3 separate regions of the Homo sapiens genome follow, and all the other regions are linked to region 3. A link is a contact called in ENCODE Hi-C or POLR2A ChIA-PET data. All regions are on one chromosome and are shown on one strand. The core of a region is the stretch at or near the end of the contact, and the rest is flanking DNA. Distances in the headings are between cores, read along the strand shown. Region 1 holds the start of SPTSSB (serine palmitoyltransferase small subunit B). Region 2 overlaps PPM1L (protein phosphatase, Mg2+/Mn2+ dependent 1L). Region 3 holds the start of NMD3 (NMD3 ribosome export adaptor).

Evidence for each region. Hi-C counts contacts between places; a loop is a spot of excess contacts on that map. ChIA-PET counts read pairs that join two places held with the same protein, here RNA polymerase II (POLR2A). Pooled maps may share reads with other maps.
Region 1: a map of CD4-positive, alpha-beta memory T cell shows a loop between it and region 3 (4-fold over the local background). The contact joins the promoter of SPTSSB here to the promoter of NMD3 in region 3. A Hi-C loop is called at or near these places in 1 of 168 maps with a recorded cell type or tissue (CD4-positive, alpha-beta memory T cell) and 6 of 50 pooled maps. POLR2A ChIA-PET finds 5 or more read pairs at or near these places in 2 of 52 experiments (CD4-positive, alpha-beta T cell and WTC11).
Region 2: a loop to region 3 is called in a map of endothelial cell of umbilical vein, with 7 times the contacts of the local background. The contact joins the enhancer-like site here to the promoter of NMD3 in region 3. A Hi-C loop is called at or near these places in 1 of 168 maps with a recorded cell type or tissue (endothelial cell of umbilical vein) and 9 of 50 pooled maps. POLR2A ChIA-PET finds 5 or more read pairs at or near these places in 4 of 52 experiments (OCI-LY7, WTC11, activated B cell and 1 more).

Annotation. Positions count from the first base shown.
Region 1 is chr3:161,369,910-161,374,456 of GRCh38, reverse strand. SPTSSB (serine palmitoyltransferase small subunit B) reads left to right here and starts at 2,940. Exons shown (of 3, transcript NM_001040100.2): 1 at 2,940-3,022. RefSeq lists enhancers at 2,358-2,912, 2,913-3,467.
Region 2 is chr3:161,032,018-161,036,586 of GRCh38, reverse strand. All of the region lies in intron 2 of PPM1L (protein phosphatase, Mg2+/Mn2+ dependent 1L), which reads right to left. Among named protein-coding and RNA genes, the nearest start is that of B3GALNT1, 71 kb to the left of the region's middle. Within about 2 kb of position 1,311, at least 4 of the 41 ENCODE cell types and tissues checked have a DNase peak (open chromatin) inside an H3K27ac peak, as active enhancers do; they include OCI-LY7 and endothelial cell of umbilical vein, where a contact is called at or near this core.
Region 3 is chr3:161,219,305-161,223,972 of GRCh38, reverse strand. It overlaps NMD3 (NMD3 ribosome export adaptor), which reads right to left and starts at 2,662. Exons shown (of 16, transcript NM_015938.5): 1 at 2,564-2,662; 2 at 1,916-1,979. The coding sequence starts at 1,959. It also overlaps the pseudogene SRP14P5. RefSeq lists a silencer at 2,300-2,499 and enhancers at 2,419-2,920, 2,980-3,089.

The sequences.
Region 1 (4,547 bases), core at 1,691-4,190, 150 kb before region 3:
TGATCTTTTCTAGATTTATTTCTTGATCTTTCCAGAGAATATTTTTTTCTTTTCTTGATCAAGTCTCCTTTTTCATTTTTGTTTTTGTTTTTTACTTTCCTACTTTATTATTTTCTGCTGTTATCTTTATTAGTTAACATAATTCTTTCACAATTTTTTCTAAGTCTCCTTGTACATTGTTTTGCAATAAAGACACTTAGTGTGTAATTTCATAGATTGTTTGGCTTTTCTGTATTCTCTCAATTTTGTTATGTAGGGTTTTTGTTTTTCTTCTGTTCCTAAAGAGTTTGTAATTTTCCCATTTGTGCTTTTTAATACAGATTCAAAGCATCTTTAAATTTCCAATAGTATATCAATCAGGGTAAATGTTTGTTGTTAATTTTATCCTTATTGTATTTTGATGGATGATGTGGTCTGTATGACTTCTGCCTTTTAAAATGTGTTGACCTAAGCCTGGACATCAAAATGAGACCCCTTCTCTAAGGAATTTAAAAAATAGCTGGGTGTACTGGCACGTGCCTGTAGTCTCACCTACACAGGAGGCTGAGGCGGGAGGATCACTTGAGCCCAGGAGGCTGAGACTGCAGTGAGCTGTGACTGTGCCTCTCCGCTCCAACCTGGGCGACAGAGTGAGACCCTGTCTCCAAAATAAAAATAAAAATAAAAGTGTTGACCTATAGTTTGTGATCTAGTTAAGTTTCGAGAATGTTCTATAGTTGTATGGAAAACATGTTAATATGTATTCTCCGTTTGGAGGTGCTAAGATATTCATAAAGATGTTCCTGTGTGTGGTTATAATACGTGTATGTTATTTAAGATTATTTTTAATGGTCTGAATACATCTGCCAGCTGTGCCAGTTTCCCCCAACCTCCAGTTGGAGTAGTTGCAAGGTCTCATATCCATTTCACAAACCTTTGCCAAGAAGGTCTATTTCTATATTTCCACAAATGTGCAATCACAGTATGGAGGGTGGAGTGTCACAACTAAGTGGGGGTAAATAGATAATGAAAAATAAGATTTACCAGTGTAAATAGAATTGGCCTCACCAACATGGCCTTGGTAGTCCCCGCCAAGTCCTTTCTTAGGGTTTCTATTTCCTGATCTACATGCCCTGAGTGGTCATATCTACCCTGCCAATATTGCAAGGTGTGTCGCGAGAAGCCAAAAGATAAGGAATGTGACCAACATAAAGTGATAAAGAAATAAATAACACTAGCAGTGGTTGCTGCTATTTAGACACGGGAGCAGAAGGAAATGATAACTACGTAAAATGGCTAACACGGGCCCAAGCAGGTGCTCTGTTTCTATTGGTTCCCTTCCCTGCCCCCATCTACCTTTAGCTTCCTCTGGGGACATCCTCCCTCCTGCATGGAGACACCACCGCCCAATAACGTGAGCCTCCCTCTTCGTAATAGCCCTGGCAGTGTGGAACCCGCTGAAAGCGCGTTGTGAGGATGAGCAGAGACCTGCCAGCAGCTAAAATTCGCGCTTTAACACAATCAGCCCTGGCCGAGCATGTGCAGTGTCTCCTCCTTCGGCAGTGGGGGCTGATGGGCAGATACTGCCCAAATGCTCATTCATCAAAAGAGGCTTTCGCTCCCGGACTCCCCTGGGCCTCGAGCAGAAAGCGTCTCGGCCACGGAGATACAGAACCGGGAGCCTTCAAGGTCCTCCGCCACTCTCAGCAAGCCCTGCTCTCGATGGAGAGGAGATCGCTGGGTGATGGATGTGGGCTTCCAGGGAAGGTGCTCGCGCTGGTCCCGAGCCCTCCGGGGAAGATATTCGAGCGCGGAGCGTAAGCGCAGGGCACGCCAGCCCCGGGAGCCGCGGGAGCAGGCGCCGCGCGTCTCTGCACCACCGGGCCGCCTCCCAGCCTTCTTTCCCCAGTTTGCCCTCCTGCCGCAGTCCGGGCCGAGATTAATTCTCTGCACTTGTGAGTGGGCACACACAAGTTCTCCGGGCACGATCCTTTCATCTATTTCCCTGGGGGAGTCCACCTTTTTAACGATTAACCTCCTAGCTACCGCGGGCAAGGTGGCAGGATGCGAGTGGGGCGGGGAGGGGCGTTTCACACGTTCAGAGGCACCAAAATTAGCTGCCAGTGCTAAAAGGCTTTGCTTTCTTCGGTTTTTGACAAATAAATGGGGTGGGATGCTTGCTTGGCCGCCCGCTGCCCCAGCCCGAGCCCTGGGCTCACTTAGCAGCCTGATGCCGAGTTTCAGACGCAGTCCTGCTGCGCTTACACCCGGGCTTCTTCGCCCCCTTGCCAAAGTCTGCAGCCCGATGGATGCTGGGCGCGGGCTTTCCCTGAGCGCTTTAACGCAGCTTAGGCTAAAGCCCCAGAGCTCCCACCTTCTACCTCCTGTTTATCCGCCCGCCCCTCTACCACCGCCAAAGGACGTGCCCCTTCAGTAGAGTCGGGGATCCCAGCCCCAGAGCGGGGGAGGGCGCCTCCCTATCCCCTCCTCCCCGTCCCCGCCTCGGCTCGGGGTTTTACTGCAGCAGCCGGAGGTGACAGCGACGCCTCAGCCGCCTCTGTTGCTCTCGGAGCCCCGGCTTCCCCTGCACCGGGAAAGCGCCCCCTCTCGAGAGGCTGGTCCCTGGAGAACTGCGAACGAGCTGCAGAAAACCAGATTTTAAAATGTAGAAGTCGTTGGGCTGCATTCCTCCGAGGACCAGTCTGATCGCCCAGGACTAAGAGTGGCAGCGTATGAGAAGTTGGGACCATAGAGCAAGGGGGGGAGGGGAGTGTTGCAGCAGGCATTCTCTTCTGGAAGGAGTCGCTGGGAGCAGTGCGGTTGGACACAAGTTTGCGTAGGAGTGTTTTCCTTTTGTCAATAATTAATCACCGGAATTAGCCAGGTAGAATTTGAGTTTTAGCAAGAGTCCTGAGGGCGGGGCCGAACACCTAACTCCGGGAGGCTCCCAGGCGCCCGGCGCAGTGGGAAGCTCGCAGCAGCTGGGGAGGAGCCAAAGCCTCGGCGCTCACCTAAGCCGCAGGGAGATACACCCAACTGGGAGGTAAGCATCTTCCAAAATACCTACTTGAACTGTTAAGTAGCTTTAGTAGGATAGAATTCCTGTCTCTATAGGAGGAAAAAATTAATACTGAGCTTTAATGCAATTTATCAGTTTATTATTTAACTGCATTACAATTTTCAGAATTGATGGATTTTTCCATTTACCTTTCACTATGTGGGAAACTAAGATGTTTCACTCAGTAGAAGCCAAACTTTAACACTGAAACTTTCCAAACTAAAAGAAGAGAAAATTTCTTTACTATTTTCACTATTTACCTTCGTGTAGTCCATTAACGACTCAGGAAAATATCATTGGGTTGTGCTTGGTTTCCTTCTTAAATATTCATCTTTACCTAGTTCCGTGCTCCTATACAATCCCTCTCTGCCCATAAGCTACTTAAACTACTGTACTTTAGGCAATAGTACACACAAGTCACCTGCCAAAAAGTGAAGAATTTCCAACAAGGAATACATTTTAACATTCTCTTGTAAGTATTAAGCAGTATGTATTTTCTCAAAGATACTTAAGTCATCCTTTATAAGTAACCAAACTTCTTCACCAAAAGACAGCCAGCTAGAGTTAGCTAAATAGTTAACTTTGCCATGGGGATGAAGAAGGTGGGGAAATGTTTAGAGTAGCATTTTAAATATGAGTTGGACTCCAGATTTGTTTCAACTAAAGTGACATTCAACTGGTTGGCAATTCACATATGAGCCCAGTCCACAATCACATAAGGAGTTTGAAGAATTGTTAAATGTAAGAACTAGCCCCAAAGTCCAAATAACTGCATCAGGGGAGTTGGGAAAATTGTTTTTCAAAAAGATTTTGTGGTGCAGTACTTATTTTGAATTAGACAAAAATTAAGAAAGACATGGTAATTTTTGCTAGTGAAATTCTAAAATGTATACATAAAAGTGTTGAATTTTTAATAACTTGATTTCCACATCTGAATTATTCCTATGCTGTTTAAAACAGGTCATTTCGGTGACTTTCTCAAGGGCTGTGAAGGCTTTGTACATAGATAACTAGACCAAAACCAACAAGCTGTAGTATGAAATGTACTGTCACTCTCATTATCCAGATATTTATTTACAACTATTTAATGATAATAAATTAAAAATTATTTGTCAAAACAAAGCATGGTCATTCTAGAATTCGACTAGATTTGAAGTTGAAAGTCGATTTGAAGTTGAAAATCAACCAGTCCTCAACTCTCATTGGTTTTCTTAATTCACTGTAAATTTGCAAATACTTTTATAAAAACTGCCCTTTATAATTGTACAGCAATTCTATCTCTACTATGCTAATTATAAAGAGAGTTTTGCCACTATCTTACCACCAAGTATAAAAGAAACAAAATATTCATAAAAAATGATCCAAATGGGACTCACTTCCAGAATGGTGATGTGAAGAGCTTTTCAAATCCACTCCCTAAAAACAACAATAACTGGTGAAAATTATAGATAAATAACCATTTAAAGTTCCTGGTAATTGTCCTAAGGACATACAGCACGAAGAAAATATT
Region 2 (4,569 bases), core at 62-2,561, 190 kb after region 3:
ATAAAATTTACCAATTACTGAAGGATAACAATTACAGGTCACATTTATTGAGCACCTACTCTGTAACAAGCATTGTTCTAAGTGCTTTACAAACACTCATTCACATAATCCTCACATCAATCTACTAATAATACTCTCATATCCCCATCTTGCAGATGGTTGAACTAAGACACAAAAAGGGTAAGTAATTTGTCCAAGGTCACAGAGGTATTAAGAAGAGAAGATGGGATTTGAATCTAGGTAATCTGGTTCCAAGGGCCATGCTATTAACTTCCACAGGGTCTGATCTTCTCTACTTACCCTCAAATCTTTATGATTTTTTCTTATATTACTATTCCCTATATACATACTTATAATGAGCCATTTCCCCAAAGGTAAACAACTTTTCAGTACAGATCTGTGAAGTTAGTGATTATACCATATGAAGAGGATGATCAAGGAGGAACTGCTATTCCCCCACACTGACCTGGATAATTAATGTTGTCCCCAAAGTAATTTCAAAATTTAAGATAGAATATGTCAAAGCAGAGTCTGATCTTTTCTTTCTTAGGAAATCTGAGTCATGGCTTGATTTGGACTTGCTGACTTGCTGGTATACTGTTTCCCCTTTTTTCTGTGGTTTATGATGATGAAAATAAAAGCGGACATCATATGTATAGCTCATTAACTGGAGACAATCACCAAATGTTGAAATCAGCTTGCTGAACTAACCATGACCCTTCTTGAGTACGTTCAATCATATGCTGAAAAGCACTGCAAAAAAGAAACAATGTGTTCAAACCCCAAGAATGTCCTTGAAAATAACAAAGTCATCTATTGGGAATGTCCAGAAACTGGGAAAGTTAGAGCAACCTGTAAAATTATTTTAACTTTGGTTAAGTTCCTGGCAAGAATTGCCATTAACAATCATACATGACCTGATTTTATTTAGTTGGGAAATAAAGCAATCTTACCTCTGACATGAGGAAGTTTTAGTCTTGTACTTCCTCTCCCATTCATGTTATTTTAATCTTGCATCTCCTATTCTTTTTAGTCATTCTTTCAGGAACTATTTTTACAGTAACAACAAGGAGTAGTTGTACGTATCTGGACTTCAAACAATGAGGCACAGCCTTTAGCATGTCTGTCTACAGTCAAAAGCACTTTCTAAAGAATTAGAAGCAATGGTTACTTATCTCAAAATTAGCTCTTTCCTCTTTGGCCGAGGGGCGCTGTGCAACACAAACCATGAAACAGAAGTTTTCCTGTTTTACATCAGGCTTGAGCACTTCCTGCATTGCTCACCACTTCTTTCCGTTTGGGTTACTTACCTATTCAATAAGCAGAACAAAGCTCAGTCAAAACTGCAAGATGGCTCACTCTTTTTTTTTTTTTTTAATTATACTTTAAGTTCTGGGATACATGTGGAGAATGTGTAGGTTTGTTACACAAGTATACATGTGCCGTGGTGGTTTGCTGCACTCATCAACTAGTCATCTATCCTTCCCCTTGCCCCCCACCCCCTGACAGGCCTCAGTGTGTGATGTTCCCCTCCCTGTGCCCATATGTTCTCATTGTTCAACTCTCACTTATCAGTGAGAACATGTGGTGTTTGGTTTTCTGTTCCTGTGTTAGTTTGCTGAGAATGATGGCTTCCAGCTTCATCCATGTCCCTGCAAAGGACATGAACTCATTCTTTTTTATGGCTGCATAGTATTCCATGGTGTATATGTGCCACATTTTCTTTTATTTTTTTATTGTACTTTAAGTTCTGGGATACATGTGCAGAACATGCAGGTTTGTTACATAGGTATACACGTGCCATGGTGGTTTGCTGCACCCATCAACCCGTCATCTACATTAGATATTTCTCCTAATGCTATCCCTCCCCTACCTCCCCTAGTCCTCCACCCCCCCGACAGGCCCCAGTGTGTGATGGTCCCCTCTGTGTGTCCATGTGTTCTCATTGTTTGACTCCCACTTATAAATGAGAACATGCAGTGTTTGGTTTTCTGTTCCTGTGTTACTTTGCTGAGATTGATGGTTTCCAGCTTCATCCACATCCCTGCAAAGGACATGAACTCATCCTTCTTTATGGCTGCATGGTATTATATGGTGTATATGTGCCACATTTTCTTTATCCAGTCTATCATTGATGGCCATTTGGGTTGGTTCCAAGTCTTTGCTATTGTGAACAGTGCCACAATAAACATACACGTGTATGTGTCTTTATAGTGGCATGATTTATGATCCTTTGAGTATATACACAGTAATGGGATTGCTGGGTCAAATGGTAATTCTGGTTCTAGATCCTTGAGGAATCGCCACACTGTCTTCCACAATGGCTGAACTAATTTACGCTCCCACCAACAGTGTAAAAGTGTTCCTATTTCTCCACATCCTCTCCAGCATCTGTTGTTTCCTGACTTTAATGATCACCATTCTAACTGGCATGAGATAGTATCTCATTGTGGTTTTGATTTGCATTTCTCTAATGACCAGTGATGATGAGCTTTTTTTTCATAAGTTTGTTGGCTGCATAAATGTCTTCTTTTGAGAAGTGTCTGTTCGTATCCTTCACCCACTTTTTGATGGGGTTGTTTGCTTTTTTCTTGTAAATTTGTTTAAGTTCCTTGCAGATTCTGGATATTAGCCCTTTGTCAGATGGACAGATTGCAAAAATTTTCTCCCATTCTGTAGGTTGCCTGTTCACTCTGATGATAGTTCCTTTTGCTGTGCAGAAGCTCTTTAGTTGAATTATATCTTATTTGTCAGTTTGGGCTTTTGTTGCCATTGCTTTTGGTGTTTTAGTCATGAAGTCTTTGCCCATGCCTATGTCCTGAATGGTATTGCCCAGGTTTTCTTCTAGGGTTTTTATGGTTTTAGGTCTTACGTTGAAGTCTTTAATCCATCTCGAGTTAATTTTTGTATAAGGTATAAGGAAGGGGTGCATTTTCGGTTTTCTACATATAGCTAGCCAGTTATCCCAACCCCATTTATTAAATAGGGAATCCTTTCCCCATTGCTTGTTTTTGTCAGCTTTGTCAAAGATCAGATAGTTGTAGATGTGTCACATTTTTTTCTGAGGCCTCTGTTCTGTTCCATTGGTCTATATCTCTGTTTTGGTACCAGTACCATGCTGTTTTGGTTATCGTAGCCTTGTAGTATAGTTTGAAGTCAGGTAGCATGATGCCTCCAGCTTTGTTCTGTTTGCTTAGGATTCTCTTGGCTCTACGGGCTCTTTTTTGGTTCCATATGAAATTTAAAGCAGTTTTTTCTAATTCTGTGAAGAAAGTCAATGGTAGCTTGATGGGGATAGCATTGAATCTATAAATTACTTTGGGTAGTATGGCCATTTTCATGATATTGATCTTCCTATCCATGAGCATGAAACATTTTTCCATTTGTTTGTGTCCTCTCTTATTTCGTTGAGCAGTGGTTTGTAGTTCTCCTTGAAGAGGTCCTTCAGATCCCTTGTAAGTTGTATTCCTAGGTACTTTATTTTCTTTGTAGAAACTGTGAATGGGAGTTGACTCTTATCTCAAAGGATACTCTATCTCCTCCCTGGATGTGACCCATCCCTTAACACCCAATACTTTACAACTTTTCTGTGGGCCAGGGGCGGTGGCTCATGCCTGTAATCCCGAGGTGGGTGGATCACCTCAGGTCAGGATTTCAAGACCAGCCTGACCAACATGGTGAAACCCCATCTCTACTAAAAAAAAAAAAAAAAAAAAAAAATACAAAATTAGCTAGGCGTGGTGATGCACATCTGTAATCCCAGCTACTCAGGAGGCTGAGGCAGGAGAATCACTTGAACCCGGGAGGCGGAGGTTGCAGTGAGCTGAGATCATGCCATTGCACTCCAGCTTGGGCTATAGAGTAAGACTCTTATCTCTCAAAAAAAAAAAAAAAGGACTTCTCTGTACTGAGGCACTGTACTCATATTTGTTCTTCATAAGCATGCTCCAAGCCTTCAAAATCTGCCACCTCTACTTCCTCCCTCTTCACCCCCATCCCCTCATTAGGATTCCTGTTGCCTTGGTTTGAGGATCCTAGGTGTTAGTTGAACACCTGAGAATAGCAAGTTTCTATAATAGCAATTGATCTACTAACACAAGGGCAGGAATCCTCAATGGTGGGATTTCAGGAAATGTCATATGCTAGTAGGAGTTATATATGTAAGTAAGAAAGCCTTCCATGTGCTTTTCAAAGTGTATCAGGTAGGTGATGAGCAACTCCATTTATGTGTAAAGACAGCCCTTGTAATACATTTTTCGTACACTTTGAGTATTCACAAATTATTCTGGGGTGACCTATTGAGTGATAGAGAAATGGACAAAGGTGAGGGTAGGATCGCTCTTTGAAATACTGGAATACCTAACCCTAACAGAATAGAATGAAGGTAATTTCATGCTGCCACTTACAGGAAAATAAAGTGGCTCCACTTTAACCATTTGGTGAAATCTCTTTAGCCCTTTGGTTATCTCTACTGCTACTATTACAAAGGAGTAATTTTAAAATGGTCTCTTGTGTTCAAGCCCTAAAATAAAATGGGCTGAAGGAGTATGGGATGTGGTAAGGAGACAA
Region 3 (4,668 bases), core at 1,413-3,912:
TTCTATGCAGACACAAACATTCACATTAACTTTTACAAATAAACAGATAAACTTCCCAACCACAAGTGTAATAGCAAACTTGGGAAAAATTTGAGAAGCACTGTTATTCATTATCCCTTGTTGAAAATTGGAAAACCAAGAAAGAATCAATTAACAAGGCAATAGTGTGTCAATGGCAAAAACCAAAAAGAAAATCCTGTATCAAGAATATGTAAGATCAGTTTGTCTCTTTTTAATTCAACCACCTCATCTCTAAATACTAAGTCTTCAAAAATCTATTTATTCAGGGCATACAGAGGACCATAGCTTAGGTGAACAGTATGGTGTCACTACATTAAAAGACTACAGCTGTCTACTTATCTCTAATGAACATTTCTTCAAGTATATCTCTGGACTACACCAATAGAAACTAATATCTAAATCATTTCTAACAGAATCAGACGCCAATATACTCCAAAGGCAATTAAAAAAAAAAAGCATAAGGACTGCTGAAATATAAACATTTACCCATAGCAGAATTTTTTTTTTAACAGTATAGGAAGTCTATCAACATCTAGAGACTCAGTATAAATGACGGAACTATCATAATTCGAGATGTACTGGGGGCAGAAAAAGTCTGAGAACCCCTAATGTAGAACAACATTGTCCAAAATAAAAGTTCAATAATCTTCCATGTCCAATGGTAGCCACTAGCCACATGTGGCAACATGGCTAGTACAAACGAGCAACCAAGTATTTAATTTTATTCCATTTAAATTAATTTAGGAAACTTCCAACTTAAACTGCTTGGGGTTTATGTTGACAGAGTGGAGCCAGCGGTACCACCTGGAAAGAAAGCAGTTCCTGACAGAGCTAACCAGGCTCTTCCAGAAGTGCTGGTTGTCCGGAGGGAAGTATAATGGTCAAACAACCCATTCCAAGAAAGGGTTCTGTGAAGGGCTTTGAGCCCTTAGACAAGTGTCTGTTAAAAGCTACTGATAGAACAAGGAAGATCAGCACTATGCTGAGCTCCAAAGACATTTTCAGATGGCTTATTCAAACCCACTGAGCTAACTGATGGACAAGGGAAGAGTAAAGCATCACAGGGAAGGGGGCCAAATTTCCTGCTTTCACTAACCACTGAATTCCTATTTTTCCTTTGGTTTTTACTTTTGGCCACAAAGCTAGTTTCTCCATAGTTACTGTTTTCCTGTGAGATTAGGGTCATTCTAGACAGAAGGACTACAATGTTTACAGGGTAGTTGTGGTAAGAAGCCAATTTATTTTAGATTTAGCTAATTGGTCTGTGCTGAACGATTCCAGGATTATCGTTTAAAAGTCTCTGTAGTAATCTCTTTGAAGAGCACTGTATCATTAAACCTATTTAACAGCAAAAAAAAAAAAGTTAATTTGAACTTAAATGCAAGAAATTAAAAATTGATAACTAAGATTTAAGATGTTCAAAATTTAAAAATTACTACATTATAATCTCCAATAAAAATCAGGAAGTCATCCGAGCTACTCGGGAGGCTGAGGCAGGGAATTGCTTGAACCCGGGAGGTGGAGGTTGCAGTGAGCCGAGATCACACTACTGCACTCCAGCCTGGGCAACAGAGCGAGATTCCGTCTCAAAAAAAAAAAGTAAGTAAAAAGTAAATTTAAATAGCCACACGTAGCTAATGGCTACATATTGGACAGTGCCGATCTAAAAGGATGTATGGTAAATATTTTAACCCTCTTAGAGCTTATATTTACTAGAACAAGCTTTATAACCAGAAACTAATTCGATTTTCTACAGAAATAAGACTTCTATTTTTTCCCATTTATGACAATATACGCTCTTTCCCACCCACCCTCAAGCGTTCTCCATAGTGAGTTTCCCGGGCTCACTGAAGATTTTCACATTTAAGGGGGAAGGAAGAAGTGTCGCACTCACATGTGTCCAGGGCTGCGGTCGGTGGATTCTGCCATATACTCCATCGTTCTGTATGCCTTAAGTTCTTTTAAAAAAAAAAAAAAAAAAAAAAAAAAAAAAGAGAATGTTGGGATTTAAATCACTTTACCTAGTCTCCTCTTTTTACGTCTTCCTCCAGTCTCTCTGAATAATTAATATATTCACAGAACTTCGAAAAAGCAGGAAAGAAGGAAACCCAACTCCACTGGGTAAGTTCGTTAAAAAGAACTTTAAGATGAGGACCATGGGATTTCCTGAGCTTCCCAGCTGCAAGACCCTCGGGCCACCCAGCTCTGCCGCTGACCTCCATCTCACCTGGGCTCCAACCCTGGACGACCAAGGGCGAGGTCAGCTCGGGATTGTGGACGCCCGGGCCCTCCCGCTCTCCACCAGCCCAGGGACCGCACCGGACCACCGCGCCTCAGACCCACGCCACAGGAGTCTCCGGACGGCGTCCCGGCGCCCGAGGGCCACCCACGCCGACCCCCAACCCCGGGGCGCGACCGCACACGGGTTCCGGGCACGCGGCGCTCACGCAGACTGAGCACGGCCCCGAGGCCGGGGAGCCCGCCCCATCCGCTACTCAGGGGCCCGCGGCCGACAGCCCAGGTCTCGGACTCCGGAACCTACTTCGCGCCTCCAGACCAGCCCTGGATTTGCTGAAAACCCGCAACAAAATAGACCCCGGCTGTCCCGTCAGCTGCCAACCTGGCTGTCTCCGCCACAGAGAAGATCTCGCGAGCGAAATGCTCGAAATCCCGCGGCCCGAGTGACGTATTAAAAGGGACGGGGTGGGGACGAGGAAAGGGGCGGCACCGACGGGCGGAAGGGTGATGGGAGCGGCCTGGTGGCTGGGAAAGCTCGCGGAGAGAAGTCCCAGGGGCTCATTTGCCGTCAGTGACTGCTTTTCAGTTATCGTCTCGATTTTCCCAGGCCAGGGTTTACTCCAAACCAACCTCGCCCGTATATTAGTCTCTTTTCAGCTATCCCGACTGTGAGCTTGCTTCTTGATTAAATGATTATTTTATATAAAAGTTATCTGTAAACGGTACCTTATGCAAAGAAACTCCATCCAGGGCAGTGCCTTTTGTCTGTTTGGTTCACCGTCATATACAGGCCTGATGCCTGCCACATGCTAACTGCTCAAATGATTATTTGTTGAAAGAATGAAATGTAAAGCATAATTATCTGTGAAGAAGTCTATGCGATTTTTAGACAAATTATTAATTATGTGCTTCCGGATAGTGCATTTAATATCTTCTTATGACTGATTTATCCCTCAAACTTGGAGCAGCACAGACCGTGTCTAATCTGTCTCATGACAGCCTTTCAAATATTTGAAGAGTACAACCATTTTTTTTTCTAAATCCTCTCATCCCAAATTTCAAGGAATAAGCAAAGGCGTTTTGTAGAGGGTGATCAGAGACAGCCTCTCATCATTTCTTGCCCAGAATACTTAAGTAGCCTCTCGTCTGTTGTCTCTACTTGTAGACTTCAATTCATCCTTCTGAAATGCAGTTCTGATTTTGTCACACTCCCCTGCTTTTAATCCTTCAGTGGCCTCTGATTACCTTCAGCATTATTTCCAGTTTCTTTGTGTGGAAAGAAGACCTTTCAGGATCTGATCTCCACATATCCTGTCCTACTCCCAAGCACACGTACTCGCAAGCCATGAAGACCAACTGGCAGGTCCTCACAGAAAATAGTCTTCCTTTGCTTCTACCCGGGACTCGGCACTAAAGATTAAGCCTGAATTAGTTTCCTAGTGCTGCTCTAACAAATTATCACTGATTTAGTTGGCTTAGAAAACACAAATTTGTTCTCTTCCAGTTCTGGAAGCTACAGGTCTAAATAGATGGTGAGGGCTGACTCTGGAGGCTCCAGGAGAAAATCCATTCCCTGGCCCTTTCCAACTTCTACACGCTGCCCACATTCCTTGGCTTGTGGTCCCACATCATTTTGCAGTCAGAGTCTCCTTTTCTCACCCCCACCCCCCCGCACCCCTCTTACAAGGACACTTGTGATTTCACTGGGCCCAACCAAATAATCCAGAATAATCTCTCCATCTCAAGAAATTTAATCACATCTGTAAAGTTCGTTTGCCATGTTAGGTAATATATTCACAGATTTCAGGGAATAGGACATCTTTGCAGAGCCATTATCCTGTCCACCATACATCCTCTCTTTTCTGACTCCTTCGGTCCCTAAGGGCCAGAGGAGTTACATGCTCCTTCTGTATATATGGTTCTATGATAACACCTTTATACGAGGTATATGCCTCTATAATAGTGCTTTGAATTGGATCATAAATTTTCTACTCTGCATGCCCAGCAGTTTCAAAACCCTGGAGAGCAATTCGGGTCTTGTTCTTCTTGGTGCACCTAGCACAGCAGCTGACACAAAACAGACCCTCAATATATATTGGTAAATTAATTATCCATTTAATACCCACCACAACTCTGAAGAGACAGTGTTTTTCTCCCCGTTTTTTCTATTCACACTGCCTATGCCCTCAACCAAACACCACTAGGAACACAGCTGTAGTTAAGCAGCTTCTGTCTATTTATTACTCTTCGAAGTGAGCCCAGACACTCACCATGGATACCCTTTGGGTATCTCAGTAAGAGGGTGTTTAGAACAAACCTATCATAGGATTGGGGCTTTGGGCGGGTGTTTTCGGGGAGGCCCTAAGAAAATAGAGGTTTTTCTATAGATTGGATGCTGTCAGAAAGCAG